Regions from separate parts of the Mus musculus genome. Here region 1 is linked to region 2. A link is a loop called in an ENCODE intact Hi-C map of the cell type or tissue named here. Cell type or tissue: heart. All regions are shown on one strand. Links, peaks and the distances in the headings refer to the core of each region. The heading gives the core; the rest is flanking DNA.

Region 1 (9,090 bases), core at 4,036-6,535, 63 kb before region 2:
ATATACATTTTCTTTTCTTCCTGGTTCAATTTATGCATTCTCATTGTAAAATATACTAAAACATAAACCAACAGTTCACAGAAGGGATTATTTCATAAATAGAAGTATAATTTACTCAGTATGTAATTCATTCTGTGATGAGGGAACTAAAAATTATATTTTTATCAGGAAACAAGGCTTAAATACATTCAATCTGAGAAAAACAATTAACATACACTCACAAAGCAAAATGAAGTTTCCATAAATAAACTTAAAAAAAAAAAACTCATGGTTTATTATGTGAAGCATTTGAGAAGTCAGGTGTCGAATGGTTCTAGTTGTAAGAGCCATTCCTTTCTCTAAATCTGTGAATACCTAGAGCCAAGGGTCTATGGAACAAGGAGGGAGAGCAGAAAAAATGGTGCTGAGCAACTAGGGGCTGAGGTTCTCACACCCACCTATCTGGAGAGAAGAAGTCTGGTGTTTAGAGTAGGGCATGTAGGCATACATCTATAATCCCAAGGGGGAGACTGCAGCAGGAGAGTTGTGCCAGGGCAGACAAGGCTACACAGCAGACTCCATGCCCCAAAGGAGGGCACACATTAGGTTCTCACTGGGTCTTTGGGTAGCTCCTCTGCTTCTTACTATTTTCAGAAGACATTTTATTAAGGAAATGCTGGGCCTTCCCCCAGCAGGAGAGGGCAGGCACTCCACAGTCGGTGTCGTGAGATGCTTGAGTCCCAGCAAAAGTGCAGCTTCATTTCCTCAGCCACAAAGTTCTGGAACTCACTACCTCACAACTCATGCTACAAAGCTCTCCATCACTATTCCTCTTCAGCATTTAAAGTTTCAAATTTGAGATTACAGGAATTGTGAGATCCTTGCTGGCTATGTTTATTAATAGGAAATCAAAGGCTGTCTTTGTTCCTTAAGTCTTTTATATCTGCAAGGGATATCACACCATTTCAGACAACAGTGTTTCTCCATCCAGGAATTCAGTATGAGAAATATGCCTTTGTTTCCAAACATTCACTTCCACAAAGCCTAGATCATTCCCAAATAGTAAGCTCACTGATGTCACACAGGACATCCTGCTCTAGGTCATATTTAAGAGCCGTCTTCAGCATACTATTTATGGCTGCTAGGCTGCTTCCTTTTCTTCCTGCTAAGTCTCTTTCCTAGTAGGAATGGCTTCAGTACTTATAAAGTAATAGAAGGTATTCATCTTCCCAAGCACACTTGATAGAGAGGATAGATTCCACTCTGTGGTGTTTTCTGATAATCATAAATTGGCAAGCAAATATCAAGGTGGGGATCTTATATTATAGGGTCTCTCCTGCATTGAGGATGACAAACTTCAGGTCTAACCAAATGACTGGAGCATCAGCTTGCAGAAGGATGATAATTCATTCCATGCACACAGGCTTAAACATATGCAGATCAGTAGTGTCTTAGTATTTATTTGCACAGCCAGAGACCACACAATAAACAAACTCTAAATTTCTGATGGCAGGTGCTTTTGGAGAAGGGGGTACCCAACTATCTGGGTACCAAGAAAATAATGAGAGGTGCCTTTGGAGAAGGGGAGAGGGGAACAAGAGGGTCCTGAGGAGCTCTTGGTACTGTTGTTTTTCATTAGAAGATGTAGATGAAAGCAAAAGTTTATATTACTTAAGGATTTCTTGTATCATTTATGTTTGGGGGGTATATGCTCATGAGTGACAAACAGCAGGAAGCACTCTTAACCACAGAGTCATCTCTCCAGTCCCAAGTTCTTCATACTCTTGAGAGGAAAATACATTGTTTCATACCGTACTATCTTTAGTTTTATTATTTTTGCAATTTTTTGTATTAGTTTTTAACAGTAGGATAATTAAATAATGGCAGAGGTATCTGGAAAGAACAATAAAGATAGTAATGACTTTCTTCTTTTTTTCCCCTTTGGGTTTTTCAAGACAAGGTTTCTCTGTGTAGCTTTGGCAATCCTGAAACTCACTCTGTACACTAGACTGTCCTCAAGCTCATGGAGATCCACCTGCCTCGGCTTCCCAAGTGTTGGGATTAAAGGCACAGGACACCTCACCATCCTTTTTTTAAAATACGGTTTTTCTATGTAGTCAAACTGACCTGGACCACTCAGTCCTGTTTCAGTTTCTTGATACTGGAATTACAACTATGTGCCACCATGGTCATAGCCTAATGATGATTTATTTTCTTTAAACTGAGAATGCTCTAGAGAGCTGGCCAGCTCTGTAGAGATGGTTTCCCAAAGTGCAACAAGAATACACTTTTCAAAATACTCTGAGCCACTTATAGTTTGATTTTAAAGACAGCAACAAAAACTGAGTACATTTGTTTCACAGGCAATTGGAAGAAACCGAGGAAAGACAGGAACTAACACAGAGACTCTTATTTTGGTATTGATAAGAACGATTGCTGGAAGCTTTAGCAACCTCTTCATGGGTCCTAAGTTGCTGCAATGTTAAGGATAGCTGCCTCTTCACAAACTACTCAGCATTTCTAACTATCTTTGCTTAAGCAACTTGCATTTTAAAAAAAAATCTATATTAAATGGCTGAAATATAAACATAAAGCTATAAAGTGAAGATTCTCATAGGGCAGAACACTTCTACGCAGGTAACTCTTATATGGGACTGTGTACAAAAATCCATGATCAAATAAAATGTGGAGTGTATTGGTTTGACTTCGATTTTTACATTTGATCTACACGGAATCAGAATATTTAAGAACATGGGTGCAAATATATTAGAAAAGAGTGACTGGCACGAGATGTCACTGAAGCTGGGGGTTTACAGAGGGAGGGTTGGGGCCTGCAGGGATTCTTGTCCTAGAGAAGGCTTTGCCAGCTGCTCCTACATGGGGGTATAGGCCTGTACAGATACAGGCTTTGCCAGCTGCTCCTACATGGGGGTGTAGGCCTGTACAGATACAGGCTTTGCCAGCTGCTCCTGTTTGGGGTATGGGTCTGTACAGATAGACTACAGCAGCCACCACATATCACTTCTTAACATGCATGCAAAATCCAGATGTTATGTCAAATATCTTCATTTAAAAGTTTCAGTTGAAAAATACTGGAGACAAGCCACCACTGTGAATTGTACACAATGCCCGGAAAGAGGAAGAAAGCTGGGACAACTATGAAGCTAACAGTTGTGGCACAGATCTACAGAAGAAAATTCCTGGAATTTCTAAAGCTTAGGCAGCAGGATCCAGAGTTCAAGGCTAGCTTGGGCTACCACCAACACTGCCTCAAACCCCAATAAAACAAAATAGAAAGGCAAGGTGAGGCTCTTACAGGATTTTATAATGACTATAGTGAAGTGAGAAGAGAGGTAGGCTTGGTTTACATCTTCAAAAAAGAAAAAGGAAGAACTCAAAAGAATATATAAACAGGAAATTAGCAGAAAGCAAAACTAGCTAAGGAAAGTGGCCTCTGAAGTGGCCCCTGCATCTAGTGGCACCTGAGAAATCGACCTCACAGTAAATCTCCAGGGTTTCATATGGCAGGATCGTAAACATGGCACACTTACCATAGTTATCCATTGCTGTGTAACAATCGTTCCATGTCTCTTAAGGCCACTTATTCTCAAGGCTCCGGCACATGCTAGGAATGCAGCAGTGCTGGTCCTGAGTGGCACAGCTCTGACCTGTGCAGCACACTCTCAGGAAGTGCAGCCTCAGAGCCCCTGCGGAAGGGCTAGTCAGTGCTGGCTTTTAGAGTGAAGGGCCATCTCTTCCTTTTCTGGAGTTAGCTGGATTATCCCAGAGTCACAGAGGAGAGCCTTTCCAGAGTCAGCAGGCCTTTAATGACGGACCTCAGAAGATCACAAGCATACATTCATCAGCTGACTGGACACAGAGCCTGCTCTAATTTTGTGTGGAATGGGAACAAGGGACTTCAGAGGCAGGGAACACTGGCTGGCTGCCACCACTGCAATTTAGCTTTTGCAAAAAAGGGAGGACATTGCTGTTCGTTAATACCATTGTTAAGTGTATAGCCACCAAAATATTAAATGCACATATCTTTGCATATATTCTATGTGAAATATGTATAAGGATGTTCTACACAATAAATCTAGCAATAAAAAGAAAACAACAGTCTGTAAATAAAGTGACAGTATAAATTACAAAACAGTGTGGTATAAAATGAGGAGATTAATGACTGGAAATGAACAGATTTCTAAAAGTGTTAATAAAGCTAGCAGAGAGAGGCTGCACATCCATAGAGAAAAAAACCCAAAGATATGAAAGCTGATCTATGCACACAGGTGAAGCCCACAGGAAGTCTTGGGTATCCCACATCAGTAGTCTTGCTGGTCACCTCTGGAAATAGTATAGGGTTGGGGGTGGAGGCAGCAATTTTTATTTTCATGACTATCTTGTTTGAATTTTTAGCTAAAATAACTTTACCAATTGAAGCATTTGTGTAGCTGCCTGCGGCCACGGGAACTGGGTTCCTCTGAAAGGCAGGCTGGGGCTAAAAGAGATCAGATGGTGAGAAAAGAGGCCAAGACAAACCTTTCTGTTCAAAGCCTCTGAAGTTTACTGAGAGTCTGTGTTTATAAAGAGGGTAGGCCCATCCCCTGCCAGCTCAATCTTGGTGCCTGGAGCTAGCCCGTAGGTGATCTACAGGGTGTGTCTCCGGAACAATGTCTCAAGTACCTCTCAGCAGGAAGCAGAGTCTTGGAGAAGAGCAAATAGAGCCATCAAGGTCAGAAGGCTCTACCCTAGGTAATCTCCTTCTCAGTGGCAGCAAGGTCAAAGTCTGGATCAGCCTGCTTCAAGACTACACATTTGAAGACTGATAAGGTAGCTGGAGTAGCAACTCATAGTGTGACATTTCTGTGACATGCCCTGTCAGGCCTTACAGTAGCAGCTATTTAGTTTTTCAAAACTTTCTGGATTACTTATGAATTTCCTGTTAATTAGACTTTGCAGATTTCTAGAGTCTTGGGGATAAAGGTCAAGTGTGGTGGTTCATCCCTGAAATTCTATCATGTGGCAATCTGAGGGAAGAGGATTGTCCCCAGTTTGAGGCCAGCATGAGTTACAGAGACTCTATCTCAGAACTACATAGGCTTTTGAGGGAAGAGCAAATTAAGAAGGAAAATTAAGATCTCATTGTACAGTTAGCTCCCATTTAGCTTTTCAATTTGGTATCTATACATTGGGGATGAGATAAAGTAGTTGTGGCCAATCTAGAGGAAACACCCACGTGTAATAAATCAGCTGGACTTTGTAGTGGCTTAGTCTTCATTTCTTTCAAAAGCATTTAAGGAAGGCATGCTTGAATCTCCTAATTTATACATAAATAAGACCAAAAAAAAAAAAAACCCCAAAACTTCTATTATTATAGACTCTCCAAATTTAGAATAGCTTATATTGAATTAACTGGTTCTAAAAACACTGCTGTTGAGTATCCTAGAATATCCATAAAATGGTACCCACAAACTCCTGAGTCTATGGCCTTACACTTCAGGAAGATGGTCTTGGGAGAGAATCCTGCCTGTAGTGACATTTAAGAAACTGTTTGGATGGGTCAAGACTAGCTTTGTTTGTTGATGAGGGTTTTTGTGGTGAAACTATGACAAGCCTAAACTAGCTTACAGCTAATCTTAAGGGCCTCAAAATTCCACGACAAGGTGAATGTTCCCTAGGGCTCTGTCATTCAGAGGCACTTAGTGTTTTGTAAAGTGCCTGACCATTTATGCTGCTACAAATAATTTGAAGTTTGAGACTTCCTGAATATTGATACTTAAGACATAAAAGTTCAGCTACATAAGCTACTTGAAAAATTAAACAAGGTAGGTTTATTTTTGAGACAGGGTCTCATGTAGCCAAGCATAGCTTTGTATTCTTTCTTGATCATCCTTTATTCAGTTTATCTATTCTTTTGTGTGTCATGGTAGAAAATATTTATGAGGAAAAGCGAAATACAACTTTTTAGGAAGGGAGCACTTCTCAAAAGTTGGCCTACTATTTACTGGTAAACACCTAAAGATGCTGGTTTTAAATGGGAGAGATGAGGTTTAGAGACAATTGCTACTCTTTCACTCTATAAGATTCCAGTATTTTTATTGATTTGGTATTAAATCCTATAGCTAGAAACAGATTCACGCAGCTTAAACTATAGTGACCTACTCTATAGTATATCACAGCATGTCTCAAACAGTATCTGCTTTCTGCTTAATGGTTTTAGATTTCAGTCACATCACTTAATCTTCTCATACAAGACAGTTTCAAAGCCAAGAATATTTTATTCAATGAGGTATCTTATAATTCAAAGGTAAAGAATACCCAAGTTCCCATGCATTATGGAACTTGCAAAGTATCTTTAAATAAACTGTTAGTAATAAATGTCTGAAAAACCAGTATATACTGAGGTAGTTTTCAATATTCCTCATACCCAGGAAAGCCAATTTTTAGGCAAGGTAAGCACTGAAAAGGCATAAAGCAAAAATAATCCATTTTATTTTTTAACTGTCCAGATATTTACAATGATAAAAACCTTCATGCATCATATGACATAAGATACTTGACTTTGACAGTTATTCAAAATTGAGAATGTTTGGAAAAATCTAATCAGAAAATGTTAAGTAACTAGTAGCCCTAGATTGTATCACATTCATGAACAGCATTTAATCATGAATACCATCATTTTCACTTACAACTTTAGTAACAGTGTTTAGATTAGAATTTCATACAGTTACTTTATGCCAAATATTTTATGCCAAATTCTAATCACAGGCAGAAGTTAGCATTTAATTGAAGATTTCTTATGGTCCACACTATGAAGATATACTTTAATGAGGATTACATGATGTACAGCCAGCAAAAGAAACCTGTTGCACAGGATGGTGAACTGCCAACTAGATACACACTGAGCTAATACACTACTGGAGGCCATGGCGGGTCGGTGATTGTAGCCAGCATTTCCCTGAAGTTCAGGCTTTCAGAGGTCATTGAACGTTATAATTATTTCCAAGCCATTTTCTCCACTGTCATTTAAGCTTTGTCTAAACAGTTGGGTATGTTGCCAAGCAACGTCTCCATCTCCTCTGCTTAACTCTGCTTCTAATGTAACCTCTGTGGCACCAGAAAAATCATTATAGGAACGTAGATTTTTATCTGTTGGAGGGAAAAAAAGAATTTACAATTGAGTTTTGGTAGTTTGAAAAACGAGGAGAAGTTTCAAATGTACCTCTTATAGGACTGATAGAGTTTAAAATCCCCTCTTAAAAACAGGTATTTTTCTTTATAGAAGAAATATATTCTTTGTAACAAAGAGGTTATTTTTCTTCCTGAATTTTTTCACCACACACACACACACACTCACACACACACACACACACACCAGCCTGTCTAATACAAAATGAGATGAAATGAATTTTAATATAGTTATATGAGTAACTCTTCAGTACACCTCAATGAAATGCATACAGCCCTGAGTGTCAGGCAAATGGTCACTTCCTGTGAACACTGTAGTTGGACCTACCTCCCAGCAGGTTGACTTGAGCTGTCTCAGATCGCAGTTTCCACCTCACTGATCCAGACTCAAAGCTTTGGCTACTTGTGCGGATGGAAACAGTATCTACTTTTAGACCAGCTGACCCACATTCAAACTTCCAGGAAATATAAGCAAAAGATGATCCTTCTTTTCGGGCCAAATAAACCTAGAAAATTTGGGGCAAGTGGGAGGAACTTTCAGAAGAAATTAAATAATGTAGAAAATGAGAGTCTTATCATTGCAGAATACTTTGAACAAAGGGTAATTAAAAATGAAAATTTCCCCACTAAAAAGATGCTTAATACTATAATTTTTCTTGCTATTAGCAATATATCCTATGGCATCTTTTTGTGCATATAAAAAGCTATTATAATACATATGTCCCCTAAAGTATAATCTGTTTAGAGGTTTATTACTTAAAGCAAGCACCGAGAAAGACAATGCTGAACATGACTGTCCTTCCAAATAACTGCCCCACTGACTCATCTCCTCAAGTCAGTATTTTAAAACACGCTTCTGATGACAGTGATGCCACAGGCTCTCAAAGAACATGACACAGCTCAGCCACCACCAAGGGCCGTGGAAGTGACATACAGGTCTGCCTTTCCAGTGAACCACCCCTTCTCACTTGAAACAGTCATAGCTTAAGGTGCTCAGGTCTACTGGCTGTTTCCAGTATATCCCTGTCACAGCCAAACTTCCTTATGTGTCATGAAACTCACATCTCTACCTGGGTTTTCTGTAGCTCAACCCCCTTACTCAGGCCTGACTGTAAGAATCTCACTCTATTCTCTTACTCTGTGTCTGTATGAGAAGAGATGTTCTATAAGAGGCCCTTTCTCACTATGCTGCACTAGCTATGCATGATAGTATCTGCTCTTGCTGCCCAACACCTCTCTCATCAGGTTTGAGTTTTAGGTTCCATGTCCTCCATGGCATCTGCCTAGTCTATGTACCTCAGATCGCAGGCTCTTGCCTTAAGTCTGTCAGTGTCCAAGGTCCTTCAACACTTCATCATGCCTAGACTTGCCAAACTTTCCTTACTTCAGTGTAATTATTTGTGTTTTGTCTAATGGAACCACATCAAAAGGACTGTGTGGGTATAAGCTCTGGATTCATGGGGAAGGGGAATTTCTAATAAACATGAAGTACTTATTAGGCATTAAAGCTATGTAATTTATATAATACACACAAATGGACAGATATGCAAATTAGACTGGTTCATTTAGAAACATAACTGATAGTCTTTAGATGTAGGGCAAATGGCTGAAGGACCAACTATGGACTATCTTCCTGTATGTGCTACTCTGTTGTCTAGTTCTATCATCAGGTAAGAACAACAGTGACTAGCATTTACTTGCTGTCCTTCTTCTTGGTTAAATATGCTTGTATGAACTGTTTTTGTCAACTTGACTCACACCTAGATATATTTGGGAAGAGGGAATCTTAATTGAGAAAATTACCCTTCCAGAATACTCCAAATGACAGAAGAAAGTAGAATATAAAGAAAAACATGTGATTCTATAGTTCTTAGTTCATATTCAACAATATAATTAAGGTTTACATTAATATGCAAGTGGCTG
Region 2 (9,090 bases), core at 3,963-6,462:
AGTAGAAAACGCTGTGTTCCCAATACGGATGGATCTGTATTTTTCATCACTGGGGTTTCTGATTAAAAAAAAGAAAAAAAGATAACATAATGGGCAATATACCACCACTCATCTTTTTAAGAGTTTATATATGTTTCTTTCACCTTTCCTCTCAGCTGTCCTTCTACACATGGTAGTATAAATCCCAACTATAAGGAATGAGCAGTCGAGACGATCATTCACACGTCATGATTCGTGTACTTCAGTACCACTGAGTACTTGTGCTGTCCAACTTCATGGATGACAGTATCATTGTTGCCATAGGAAACTGTGTGGCTGTTACAGGTAAGTACTTTTTTAGTCTTTTAAGTTTCTAGAAGTCGCCCCAGACAGAGGGTAGCACTGTGTCTGCTTGCTCTGAGGGGTCCTGTCATCTATAATGGTGCTCAGGGTACAACGACTGTGATTAAGAAGCATTTGTGAGTTGAAACAGCTGAAAAGCTTTGCTTCCAGCATAATGAACCTTAGTGGTCACTTAGCTTCCTTTCCTCCCTGTACCAAGGACTGTCTTTACTGTAAGTTTCTACCTTGTTTTAAAATGTTTTTGGAAAGGAAATAAGGTAATTGTCTTAGGGTTTTACTGCTGTGAACAGACACACACTGTGACCAAGGAAAGTCTTATAAAAAAAACAACATTTAATTGGGGCTGCCTTACAGGTTCAGAGGTTCAGTCCATTATCATCAAGGTGGGAGCATGGCAGCATCCAGGCAGGCCTGGCACAGGCTGAGCTGAGAGTTGAGAGTTCTATGTCTTCATCTAAAGGCTGCCAGTGGAAGACTGACTTCCAGGCAACTAGGGTGAGGGTCTTAAGCCCACACCCACAGTGACACACCTACTCCGACTAGGTCACACCTATTCCAACAAGGCCACACCAATAAATGGTGCCACTCCCTAGTCCAAGTATATACAAACCATGACAGTAATAAAATAAAACAAAACCACAAATATTCAAAGACAAAGCTCTAAATATTACTGTTTAACTGTCATACGTTAGTGTTGGTCTACAAACTCCTTCCCACAACAATTCCAATACTGTGTGTTCAATAACTTTTATAATAACTTGATAATACTATGAGATTTTCACTGTGTTCTATAAAATTTGTAGGTCCACAAAAAAGTGGAAATTAAAAAAAATCTTTTCACCAATGATTTCAGAAGCAAGCATTGATTGCTGGCAGCTTGGGAGTGTTTACCTTCTCTACATTTACTATGTATTAGGGGCAGAGTTTCTCAGTCTTGACCCCCATGAAATGTAGACCACAGCTGAGGGGAGACTCCCTATGCACCACAGAATACTCAACATCCCTGTTTTCCCTGAGACACCACTTAAACAAAATCTAAAGTACAAAATGAGCCTAGCATGTGTCAATGCTAACCACAGATGACTTGTCATGATGCACATCAGCTATCCCCATGGCATACCCAGTTAAAGCTGAAGATGTGCTGCCCACCTCACAGCTTCTCAGGCTCTCCATGGCCGCTGCATGCTGCTTACTGGGCTCTGTCATGCCATAGCAAAGCCCAGCAGAGACGGGCATACCCAGTTCCCAGGTCCCTCTCTATCTTCCTTTGGCTTGTTTCACCTCAAACTCACAATCCCCTTGTTTCAGATCTTAGTTGCTATGAATGTTTAACCCATTTTTAAATTAAAAATGCTAAGCAGACTTGCTTGAGTTCAAGCATAGACTAAGCCCAAAGTCAGCCCTGCCTTTCTATGGTATCCTGGGCATTGAATTGAATTTTGCTTGATTCTCTATCAACTTAATTTTCTCTGTACAGTTTTTTGTTTTTGTTGTCATGCTTTGATGCTTCCCCCATCCATCTCTGTTACCTATTAAATACTTTTGTAAGTTGTAATATTTACTTCACTTTTTAGCAATTATCTTGTATCTTTTCTTGGGAAATTTTTCTGAATATGTAGTTTTTCATGATGTTAAAAGGATAGAATCTTGAGAAGGCAGCAGAATTTCTTGTACTGTGCTCAACTTTATCTTTGAAAATATTTTTGTCTTTTTTGGTGTTTTACTCTCATAGTTATCTACCAAACTATTTAATTTTCAGAAAAATAATATTTGCCTTTGTATTTGAATTAGTTACGGAAAGTCACATTCTCCCTCCCACTTTTTCTGAAACAGCTCTGCCTTAGGAAGGATACAGAACTACCACTGGCCCCTCCTCTAGCATCCACTTTTCTTTTGAGCAAACACTGACTACTTATCAAGGTACAGTAGTGTATACCTATAATCCCAATATGCCAAACGACGGAACTGTTTCAATAACAAAAAACAATTCTCAAACACCAAAAAAACCACAAAACCCCCACTGTAGGGCACAAGACAAAACATTACAAAAATAATTGCATGTGGGAGGAATTTGTACACTAGAGGGGATGGTGACAGGGAAAGAGATGAAGAATAAACAATGGGCTACAGACATGAAATTTCAAAGAACAAACAGTCAAACACTCCACCAAACTTTTCACCTAATTTAATAGAAATAATAATAATAGCAACCACCTCAGTAGTTGCGATATATGTGCCAGGTCATTTATGTTGGGTAGTCCTAGAATAGAGTATTTTTCTTCCTTTTATAAGGTAAACTTAAACTTGGAAATTATATGTAAATTGCCTATAATGACACTTAAAATAGTTGACTAAAATTGAAACTTACTGCTCTGGTTAAAATGTTTATACATATACCACCACACAAGCTGCCAGCAGACTCACCAACTTTCAATTACACTCAATTTCTCTACGTGTCAGTGGCAACCTACATTAAAAATTAGAAGTTTTTTGTCTTCTATTACTTCTTGCATTGTCATTGAAAATTCTCTTTCTCCATTCCATTGGGTTTATTGTTATGATTATGCAGTGACTTCATAATCAATGCCTGTTTCTTCTAATGGTTTCCTCCCGGAAACTCCACTGTAGAAACTGTGAGTCACCTTTGCCTATCCCTTCACTAAATGTCTCATGTTTGGTCTCCCTACTACCTCCTAACATAAAAATATAAAGACAGAGACATTAACACTGTCTTGGAATTGTTCTTTGATGTTACACTGTAGCTGTTTTTCAAACCTTTCTTCTCCCAAATACATTTATATTATTTGAACAAAGAAACTATGTTTGATTCTTGGTTCTTCACTCAGTACAGTTAATAGTCAAACACTATGTGTGCTTTGTAAACAAAACAGTACAATATCAAATATTTATATTAAAGAATAAATGAACTAGGGACAGGGGATCCATTTAGATGGTAGAGTGCTTGCCTCCCATTCATTGAGCCCTGGCTCAATCTGTGGCAGCTCATAACAGCAATTGTGGTAGCCCACACCTGTAACTTAGAGGTGTAGGTAGGAGGATAAGAAGTTCAACATTATTCTTAGGTACATGAAAAGTTCTAAACCAAACTCTGGTTCATGAATCAAATTAGCTAAGCAGCTCACCTGTGATGTCAGGAAAACTAATACAGAGTTGCTTTGTTTTGCTCTTGATAAAGTCCATAGTAAGCTCATCTTATCTAAAATGGGTGGCAGCTTTTGCATACAAATTAGCACACATTTCTTTTGGAGCTTATTTAGATTTATTACTGTTAGGATATGATAAATATTCAAGCAGAAATTTAAGAGTATTATTTCATTGTAGATTTCAGTGACAAGTATCTACTTCAAAACAAGCTAATGCATTTTTATTTGCATATCCATTCTATAAATTGTTCTGATACTGAGGCAAATGAGATGCTGGGACAATATGCCTTCAATAGTGCCTCCACTATGGCACTAGTGGGTTTAAAAGAAAATAGCAATGCAAAGAGGAACCTGATTTTCTCTACCAAATTACAGAAGTATAATTATAATGTGCGGTCAGGGACCAGGAAGACATGGAGCTTTTCCTTAAGAGTTAAGAAGTCACTGGATTTGGACATGAAGAAGCAGGATATCATCTCCCAACCAAGCCAGACCTTGAATTCTAAGAACACAAGGACACTTGTTGAAAACAAACTAAAGGAGCATTTTCTCACATCAACCTGAATCATTTCTCTTACAAACTGCTCTAATTTCCTTTATAAAACAAAAACTCCAAGATCAGAAATGTAAGCCACAGTAAAGGCTGTAAAATGAACCAGTTTCTTTAAGAAATTTAGTAAATATTCATAATGATGGTCATGATCCGAAATAACTGTCTGCATGCAAAGCTATCTTTCAAAGTACTCTGATCTTAGCATCTTTGGTTTCATTGTACTAACAGAATCGAAATGTCTTTACAAATCCATCCTTCTCTTATGTATGGGGGTGGGAGGTTGAAGACTTAAACAATTCAGTATGAAACGCCAGCTGTGGGCTCTGGAGAATCAAGCTTATGAGTTCTTTCAGACACCTTGTACTCTGAGGTGCTGTGAGATCTCAGGGTTAAGCTGAGGTGTCATAAAGGAGGAAGGCCATCTTCACACAAGTCACAATTATGTGCAAGCCCAAATGCTGCATAACATCTGGCATAGAATCACATTATATTCCCTTTTCAAATATATTTTAAATATCACTAATGTCACCTAAATGAAGAATTATGGTTGTGGTGGCACACACCTGTAATCTCAGCTTTTGGTAGGTCGTGACTGGCATGAGTTCTGGGGTACAGATCAAGTTCCATGCCAGTTTGGGGTACAGGACAACACCTCAATGTCTCTAACAACTAACTCTCTAAAGCTGGTCCGCATGAACTGTACAGCCTTTAAACTAAGAATTCCTACAGACTTCGGGTCGGTGTGTTTGTAAGAGCCAGCGCCCAGGGGCTCAACTGAAGTGACCTCCACTGTCTGCCCCTCCGCATCCCTTCCCCACACTCTTTGACCGGAGCGGCCATGGGAGGTGCTGACTCAAACTCCCAGCCAGTTGTGGAAAGTGCTGCACTCAGTACAAAGGTGACTTGACACAAAGTTCGTAACTTAAACTATAAATGTGTCAACCGCCAAACTCGGCGTGAACGTTTAACTGGCACTCGGGCTGAGCCACAGCGCCGGGATCCTGCAGCGAGATGGGACAGCACAGCTGTCAAACTCAGTGACAGCCTCGGCGGGCCCTCGTCGCCCAGCCCGCCCCGCCTCAGGCCCGAGTGTCCGCGGCCCCGCCCGCCTGCGGCCCTCAGGCTCGAGGGCCCCGGCTGCACCTCAGGATGTTGTCGGCGTAGGTGAGCAGCAGCTTGGAGGCCTCCAGAAAGGTCTCCGGGGTGTTCTGGCATAGCTCGGCCACGGCCGGGGACGCAGAGCTCGACGAGCTGCCCAGTGTGGCCGACGCCATGGCTGCGCCGCGGCCTTCGCCACCTCGCGCACCGCGGCCCGCACTGAGCAGGCGCTGAGGAGCGCCTAGGCCGCCGCAGAGGCCTGCGGCCAGAGGGCGGGGCGAGGAGCCGAGGGGCGGGGCGTTCCGGGAGGGGCTAGGGGCGGGGCGAGCCGCGGAGAGGCCGGTTGCGAACGTTGGGGTACGGGGTACAAGGGGCCGAGCCAGTGGAGTAGATCTCGAGCTGTGGTGGCTGCTTGTGTCGGGTAGGGTCCCAGAGATAATTGCACAGCCTTCTTTTTACGGTAGATAAAAGTCTTTTGTGGAAGAAAAGACTCCAGAAGACCGAGCAAGTTTTTGTTATGTCTTTTTTTTGGGGGGTGGGGTGGGGTGGGGGCGGTTATGGGGAAGGGAAAGTGATCATGGTCTGTGGCCTAGGCTGGGCTCACACGGGAATTTACTGCAGTCTTGCCCTTTGGTTACTAGTGTCCGGCTTCAAAAACAGAGCATAGCTCAGAACTCTTCTGGGTTTCTGATTTGTGTATTTTCCGAATTCTGTTGATGAAAACTCAGTTGTTGCTCACAAGGTATGATTCTGATGCAAGGAGCATTTTGGGAGTGTCCTATGGATACTCGCATAAAACCCATATACAATAATAGAATAAAATGAGGAACAAACAAGTAAATAAAGTTTATATACACATTGTATCCTTTGACTCATACTGGCATATCCCTTACCAGTATCCTTAATTTATCTTAGAAAGGGAATCACTAACCTCCTTAGCTGATGCCCTTGTCACTGACATCAACCCTGGAAATTGGCTCCAGCACTGAGCTTCATACTCAGTCCTCATTACTTCTTTTTCTTCTTCAGAAGAGGGTTTCTCTGCATAGTTCTGGGTAAAGTGGAACTCCAGCTATAGATCAGCTTGAACTCAGATCCACCTGATCACTGCCTCCTGAGTACTGGAATTAAAGGCTTGTCTACCACTACCTGGCTTTTTTTTATTACTTTTTAATGTTGAAATGCCACTAAGAGTGCACTTGACCTTGATTTGTAGTCAGGAGTTTTCCATGCTCCACTCACCTTGAATAGCTGGAATTACATATATGAATCACTAGCACGTAGCAGGTACTTGTTGGCTTTGTGTTTTAAAGATATTTACTTATGTGACCTCGTTTGACACTTTATTATCTGTTGTTTTTTAATGTTTCTGGGCAATTTCTTCGGAGAATTTTCAAGAACTTCTGAATATTCATCTGTAAAATATACCTACATTTTTAGCACTTAGGTTTGTAGACCAACTTCAAGAATATTGTTTTCAGCTAGGCATGTTGGCAAATCCCAAAACTTGGAAGGTAGAGGCAGGAGAATCAAATATACATACATACATACATACATACATACATACATACATACATACATACATATATCACTACTACCACCACCACCAAAGACATGAAAGAAGGAGGCAGATGAGGGAAAGGGGGGTTAAAGGGGAGGGCAAAGGTGATGGAAGAGAGATAATGGATGGACTGTGGCCAAAGAACATTGTATATCTATGAGACTTTGAAAGAATAAGTCTTAGAAAGAGAATATTATGTTCAACAAAGTATGTTATTAGCTGTTGTTTAAATTTTTCAGTGGCTAACTACTAGCATTTTTTTTTCTGGTCCATAACAAAGTAATAATTATGTTTGTGGCCCAACTTCAAATGCTGTATTCCCAGCTATTTGCTGTGAGTGTTGACTGATCCTTGTAATCCCAGTATATAAAGGATACAGGCAGGCCAGCTGCTGCAGCCTTGTTAGGAAAAGTGCATTATGGGAGGCAGTTAGGTTTTGAGAGTACATGCTCCTGCCCTATGTCCAGGTTACTCCCTCTGCTTGTGCTTGTGGTAAAGGATGTGAGTATTCAATTTCCTTCTCTGGCTGCCATGCCTGCTGCCATGCAGTTCTGCCATCACGCACTCTAACCTTTGTACCCATAAGCCAAAGTAAATGGTTTTATAAGTTGCCTTGGTTGTGGTGTTTTATCACAGCAATAGAAAACTAGGGTAAGCATGGTTTCAGATATTTTTTGAAAACTTGTGCTGAGCTTGGAAGTAAATTTATCATATTGTGTTATGGAAGTCGTTATTCCTGCAATTCTAGTACCAGCTGCTATTTCTAAAGCGACCAAGAGTGGCATGACCTGAACTGCCCTCTTATGTTGGGCAGCTATCATATCTACAACTGGGATTGGTAGGGGCTCATTTCCCTGGATTACTCCCAGTTCAGGGAAAAGGAGTACCAACATGCAAACTCCTGACTGACAGAAACGAGTACTAAGAGAGTGGGATATTGCTGGGATGAACTTGACCATGTGGTTTTATTTTGTGGGGCTAGGGGAATATTTATAGAAGGCTTTGGGAAGACTTGGGCTAGAAAACAAGATAAATTGTACTGTTTGTAGAGAAAAGGAGATCTAGGGAGCTTAACACTACAGCCAAGGCATGTGCTAGAGAGAAGATGTTTCACATAGTTGAGAAGTTTGCCTTGTACTGGAACAAAGGTAAAGGGTACTCTCTAGCCAAGACCTCACTCAGCAAAACTTCCAGCTTGTACAATAGCCTAAAGTCTTTTCTGATCCCAGAAAGTTACTGAATGAAAAAGTATTGCTGCTAATGTGATTCAAGTGACCCCATCCCTGGCTGGCAGCCACAGTGCCAGGTTTAGACTTGAAGGATACAAGAATGAAGTGTCACAGATCCTACCTCTGTGGCTTCTGAGAGCCTCTGAGGCCAGGCAACATGTGGTATGGAATTCTCTGCATGAAGATACTGAGAGAATAAGAGTCATGATAGGCCATTTTGTAGAGCTGTGAAAGGGAAGCTTGGGTTCCAGTGGAGACCACAAGATGTTGGAGATATCAACGCTATGAGAAAGCTGCCAAGGAGGTCAATAGAGAAGGACCAGCCTAAGAGAGAGATGCAGGCTACTGGCAGGAAAGCTGGAGGTGTGGAGCCCTTAACAGAAGACACGAAGCTACAGGATTTGGTGTTTTGTCCTGCTGGATTCTAGTCATAGTTTGGTCCATTATGTTCTTATTCCCCACTTGGACCTTTTGGGATGGCAATCTGTGCCATATATTGGAAATATGTGATTTGCCTTTTTATTTTACTGAAGGTTGAATTCTGTGATGCTTTGCATCTTAGAAGAGACTTTGGGCTTTTAAACAGTATTAAGACTGTGAAAGACTCCAGGGCATCTATGAAGACCGGGGAGTAGAGTGTGGTGGTTTGAATGGAAATATTTCCTACAGGCTCTAGTATTTGAACTCATGGTTTCCAGTCAGTAGTTCAGTTTGGGAATAGTTAGGTGGCACATCTTGCTGGAAGAAGTATGTCACTGAAAGTAGTAGAGAAAACACCTTTGTTTGCTCTCTTGGCTTCATGCTTGTGGTAAAGGATGTGAACTTTCCATTTCTTCCTATAGCCACCATGCTTGCTGTCTGCTGATATGCTGTCGCCATAACCTTCTGGAAATATCCCTTTGCCTCTGAGCCATTTCTCCCACACCTCATTTTTATTTGTGTGTGTGTGTGTGTGTGTGTGTGTGTGTGTAGCAAGTGCATACACATGCCCTTGCCATGGCATTTGGAGATCAAAGGACAATTTCTGGGAGTTGGTTTTTTTCCTTCCACTGTTAAGAGTTCTGGAAATGGTTGCAAGCCTCAATGGCTGAGCCGTGATGATGCACACCTTTAATCCCGACCCTTGGAGGCAGGGGCAGATGG

What was found. Hi-C counts contacts between places; a loop is a spot of excess contacts. Peaks named below come from ENCODE experiments on the same cell type or tissue, not always from the same donor. Only the 100,000 strongest peaks of a DNase experiment are listed, where the experiment ranks them.
Region 1: a loop joins it to region 2, with 2.2 times the contacts of the local background. A loop is called at or near these places in 2 of 42 quality-filtered maps.

What each region holds. Positions count from the first base shown.
Region 1 is chr14:16,308,897-16,317,986 of GRCm38, reverse strand. It overlaps Ngly1 (N-glycanase 1), which reads right to left. Exons shown (of 12, transcript NM_021504.3): 11 at 7,496-7,673; 12 at 6,061-7,128. The coding sequence ends at 6,953. Among named protein-coding and RNA genes, the nearest start is that of Top2b, 52 kb to the left of the region's middle. In heart, for the core only: no CTCF peak of the experiment used is centred there; no DNase peak of the experiment used is centred there.
Region 2 is chr14:16,245,610-16,254,699 of GRCm38, reverse strand. Ngly1 (N-glycanase 1) reads right to left here and starts at 5,386. Exons shown (of 12, transcript NM_021504.3): 1 at 5,203-5,386; 2 at 1-58. The coding sequence starts at 5,333. It also overlaps a transcript of Oxsm not described here. In heart, for the core only: no CTCF peak of the experiment used is centred there; a DNase peak (open chromatin) is centred at 5,389; H3K4me3 peaks cover 1,763 bases; H3K27ac peaks cover 1,441 bases.